Regions from separate parts of the Homo sapiens genome. Here region 2 is linked to region 1. Evidence: read pairs that join two places in POLR2A ChIA-PET (ENCODE). Cell type or tissue: CD4-positive, alpha-beta T cell. All regions are shown on one strand.

What was found. Peaks named below come from ENCODE experiments on the same cell type or tissue, not always from the same donor. Only the 100,000 strongest peaks of a DNase experiment are listed, where the experiment ranks them.
Region 2: POLR2A ChIA-PET joins it to region 1 with 13 read pairs; 4 of 35 experiments call an interaction of 5 or more read pairs at or near these places.

Annotation. Positions count from the first base shown.
Region 1 is chr15:41,659,316-41,661,815 of GRCh38, reverse strand. MGA (MAX dimerization protein MGA) reads right to left here and starts at 1,411. Exons shown (of 24, transcript NM_001400225.1): 1 at 1,291-1,411. In CD4-positive, alpha-beta T cell, no CTCF peak of the experiment used is centred here; DNase peaks (open chromatin) are centred at 1,055 and 1,385; H3K4me3 peaks cover 2,053 bases; H3K27ac peaks cover 1,983 bases.
Region 2 is chr15:41,935,587-41,938,086 of GRCh38, reverse strand. All of the region lies in intron 3 of EHD4 (EH domain containing 4), which reads left to right. Among named protein-coding and RNA genes, the nearest start is that of EHD4-AS1, 15 kb to the right of the region's middle. RefSeq lists an enhancer at 743-802. In CD4-positive, alpha-beta T cell, CTCF peaks have their summits at 433 and 635; DNase peaks (open chromatin) are centred at 686, 1,296, 2,046 and 2,426; H3K4me3 peaks cover 529 bases; H3K27ac peaks cover 2,500 bases.

The DNA.
Region 1 (2,500 bases):
CCCAGCAGCCGTCACGCCGCCCCCAGGCACTTTCCCTGCAGCCTAGCCGCGGCATCGTGCCCAAAAAGAACGAACAGAGCAAGCAGTTGTTAACCAGGGACTCAGCCGCATAAGCCTGGCAAGCTCTACAACAACACGCGCGGGTGGGCTCGAGACTTCTCATGATCCACGTGTTTGCTCCGGCGAGGCGAACCTTGGGAAAGTTATCTTCCCAATAAAAGAGTGCACTTTGGTTTCTCGTGTTGGTCTGCCATCAGTAACCCCTCCTTTCAGACCTCATTTACCCGTTCCTGCTTCCACCCCGGCCAGAGAAAGAAGGCATTCCCAGGGTTCGAAAGGCAAGGCAAAAATCTGTACAGCAAGACACTACCACTTTTGCACTCCCGACCCAGTCTGAAACGATCCCTAGTTTCCCCATATTCTTCTGACACATAGATCCCTCAACTTTGGCTACTGGAGCTTTGGGGGGGCGGTGGGGGGGTGATGTTAATGTCCCAGATACCTTGCACTGAGGGCAGAGACCTACTTGACCATTTAACAGAAACGGGAAACCCCATAAACAGAACTAGGTAAAAGGCTGCCCCACAGAGGAATAAAGAAAATAACACCTGCTCTTCCCACCTGTTTTCCCCTCCCTCATTTCTGCACTTACACACCACCGGTCCTTTGTTTACCAAGTCCCCACTCCTACAGCTCACTTCCTCGCCCTCCTTTATTAAACTTGACGTCCTGCCTCAAACAATTTGGCCGGAAATTACTTGTTAGAAAAGACGTTTGCACAGGTGTCAAAACGCTGCGCCAAGTTCTCAGAAAAGCGACGCCGACACCGTTTCCCTTGGAGTTCTAGAACCACGAGACCTAGGCTCTAAACTGAAAAGCGCGTAAGCGTGGCTCTCGACCTAGAGCCCGGCGCCGGGCGAGAAGTCGTCACGCGGACCGTACCACGCGGAGCGGCACCCCACACACGCGAGGGCAGGGCCGAGCCATGGGCGCTTCTCACCCCTCCCGCCTCGTGGCCGCTCTCTCTGGCGTCGATGTTCCCAGTTAGGTAGCTGAGCGACGCGGAAGTGAGGCCGGGGACGCGCGCGAGGTGACATGCGCAGCCTCGCTCAGGGACCACAGGGGCGCGCCAAAGGCGGCCCTGCGCAAGGCCCGGCCTGGCGAGGGCGTGCGAAGCTCTCTCAGCGGAACGTTTCTCACGCCGTTCAAATACACAAGAGCTTCAAACTCTCGAAAAACTCCAATCGGGCCAGTACTAAGCGATGCCCTCCACCCAGGCCCGAGAGTTACCGTGCGGGGCGTGGCCGGCCTCACCCGGAGTCCTTCACATCCCGCTGGGGGCGGGTTATTCTGTTCGGTTCGCACACCGTGTGTCCGCTCCAGCTGAAGAGCCTGCGCGCGCGCACCGGACGTCCACGTCACCGCGCACGCGCTCCTACCCGCTCGGAGCCCGCCGCGCAGGCGCAAAAGGAGACGCGAGCAGCACCTCCCTGACCCCTCCCCCAACACCAGGAGTCCAAACGGCCCCAGAGCAGCAGCAAGACCCTTGGGACCCGCCCCCCGAGTGGAAGCCGCTGCTTTTCCGGGTCCCTGCAACCCAGAAAAGCCTACTGAAGGTTCTAGAACCAAGAAAGGCGAGGCAGGAGGGAGGCACCTAAACTCCTCAGGCTTGCACACGAAGCCTTCGTGGAAACTGTGAAACCAATGCCCGGCGGGCCTTTCTCAACTGTGCCTTTCACCCTTTCCCTAGGGCTCCTCGCCGGCTCCGCCCCGGCCGCGCCCAGCCCCACCCACACGGGGCTCCGCAGACCCCCAACCTCCACAAGCCCGTCAAATGAATCTGAGGTCTTCCACCCCGGAGTACCGGGGCTTGGACAGCTCCAGAGCATTGGGAAACCTTGAAGCCAAAGACCTTGAGAGACGGATGGTCGAGTTTACAACATCCACAACCGAAGACGACTAGGAAAATGGGGAGGAGACCGAAAGACTCAGTGCGCAGTTGGAAAGCGAAGAGTTGCCACTAAATTGCCGGATATAAAGATGAAAGATATCTTGATAAAACAGGGAAACGATGCAGGAGTGTGTTATCTAAGCTTTAGTGCCTTGATCCTGTGCATTCAATTTTTGTTTCTTCAAGACATTTAAGCTATGAGGTGCAAAGAAAGTATTAGTGAATATCTATTATGTGTCAGGCAGTTGCTGAAGTAAATCAATGGACAGTATTTCTCCTAACCTTCAAAAAGTAGTTTTCTTTCTCCTTCTCTACTCCTTACCAGCTGTTCTTTCTTCTGTGCTCCTGACACCAGTAAAAAGGAAGCGTAGTTTCTTAAAAGGCAAAAAAGAAGTAGGGAGTAGGAGAGCAGATTTTGTGGTCAATGATCCAAAACTGCCTTCTTTGATAAGAATTAGCAAGCACTGAGAACCTACTACGTGACATGCTATGTGACAATACAAAACACTATGAAGGAGAATGAGAAGACTAAGGAAGGAGTCAACAGAA
Region 2 (2,500 bases), 280 kb before region 1:
CCAAACTTTGTTTCATGCACAAAATTATTTTAAATGTTCTGTAAAATTACCTTTAGGCCATCTGTGTATGGTGTCTATGAAACATAAATGAATTTAGTGTTTAGGCTTGGGTCCCTTTCCCAAGATCTCTCATTATATATGTATGTGCAGATATTCCCCAATCAGAAAATCTGAAATCCAAAACACTTCCAGTCCCAACCTTTTCGGATAAGGTTTACTCAACCCATATCTCAAAAGAATCGACAGAGCTAGGAAATGGGGCCTGGACATCCAAGCTGTGACTAAGAGGGGTGCAGAAAAAAATGAAAAAGGCACCAGCAGACCACAATCAGGGAAGTACAAATGCATCCACTTTTGAACTTTGAAGACAAAAGACCGGATTTTGAAGCTTGCTCGGGAAAGGAGAGAGAACACTTAGAGATGTCCAGATAAGAATGACTTCCCCTCTCAGGCTTTGGTAACAAGAAGGATTTGAGAGGAAAACACACACATATGCAAAAAAGAAATGAGTCTTTTTTCCTAAAAGACCAAGAACCCTCAGTTCCCTTCCATTGCTCTATGTGTCTATCCTTCTGAAAGGCTGTTGATCAGAGCCTGGCTGGAGAGATGGGTGAGCTCTCTAGCCAGCCAAGGCAGGGCGCTGTAGGCCAGCGTGCAGACAAACTGAGACGAAGACATGACACTCTTACCACAGCCTCTGCCTAGCACCGAGTCGAGGGAGAGAGAACTGTGGCTGCCCTTCCTGTTGATATCTCTTCTAGACAACAGAAAGAGTGTATGAAAGAACAGAGAGAGATATGTGAGCTCAGGGCCCTTGGAGGAACGGAAGCTGTGCATGTGGCTGGAACATGGGTCCATGGCAGGTGGGCGCATGTGGCAGGAGACTCGAATTTGTCCTGAAGGCCACATGGAATACTGAGGGGTAGGAGGTATGGGAGGACGTGGTGGAGAATTCTGTAGAATAGAACATGCAGCCACAGGCGTGGATCATGAAGCCATTTTTTTATTTAGAGTTTGCATTCAGTGACCTGACTCTGAGCTTTGTCTGGATTTGGCAGTGACAGAAAAGTGTCCATCCCTGGAGGCTGGGGCCCAGCCCTGATGATTTGTTGGCAGATCCTGTTTTCCAGCCAGGGCTAAGGCCAGTCTGAGGTTGGGTTGTGAGGTCCTGGACATCACTAGCCACTTGGGCCTCTAGCAGGAAATCCTGATTTCTTTTTGTTTCGGGGAAGTTTTGACAAACGCATCCAGACTCCTTTTCCGCTGGTGCCACGGGAAATTCCACACCACAAGTGTTACTGCTTCCGGCCCTGATGTGAGCATATCGCCACTGTGACTCACAACAGCGTTCGCCAGCCCCGGCAGCTAGTTTGAGTTTTTGTTAATACATCAAATGCATTATTGATTGTGAGAAATGACTGTTTTTATCTAAACTTGAAACCTTGACTTTTAGATGAAAAACAAAAAATTTTATTTGATGGGGAGAAGGACACTTCACTTACTTTGCATATAGAGCATTTCATATTTATGTTTATGATATAAAACATTTCACGGGATATCTCAGACATTGGGATACAGAGATTAATCAGAGAAAAACATTTGCTCCTTACTCTTTTGAGTAATAATAATAATAGCTAATACTCTCATAGTGCATTGTTAAGTGCTTTCCACATATTATTAACTCATTTGCTCCTCACAAAAGCTCTGTGAGGTAGGAGCAATTATCCCATTTTATAGAAGAGAAGACTGAGGCACAGAGAGCTTAAGAAATTTGCTGACAATCATGTAGCAAGTATGGTAGCTTGTCTTCAAAGATACTGCCTCCTCCCACCACCACGCCAAGACCTGTGCCTCCCAGCATTCGTGCCTTGGGAGTCTTCTCTTCATGAGTCTGGATTGACCTTCTGACTCACTTTTGATCAGTAGAATTCTGCAAAAGTGATACTTCATGATTTCCTAAGGCTAGGTCATAAGAAGCCCTGCAGGTTCCACCTAAATCTCTACAAGTGTTCATTCTGTGGAAAGCCGAATGCCATCTAAAAAGTCCAACTACTCTTAGTAGTTGTCATACTGTGACTGAGACGGCCATTCTGTGAGGGAAGCCCAAGCTAGTCACAAGGAGAGGCCAAGAGGCCCAGGCAGCCTCCTTGGCTGGTCCAGCTGAGATGTGAGTAAAGGGGCCATCACAGAACCAGCTCAGTTGAGCTGTCAGGTAACTCCAGCCCCAACCACTGTCTGACTATCACCTTCTGACAGACCCCAAGCGAGAACCCAACTGAGCCCAGTCAACCCACAGAACCTCCAGAGAAAATAGAAGTTATTGTTTAAGCCACTACATTTTAAGGTGGCTGATGACCAAAATAGCCAATAAGTGGTTGAGTGGGATTGAAACCAGGCAGTCTGGTTCCAGAGTGCGTGCTGTTAACCACAAGAGGCGTGGATGCAAACCAGGGCAAAATACAGCTGCCAGTCACACACACGGAGAAGGCAGCAAACCCCA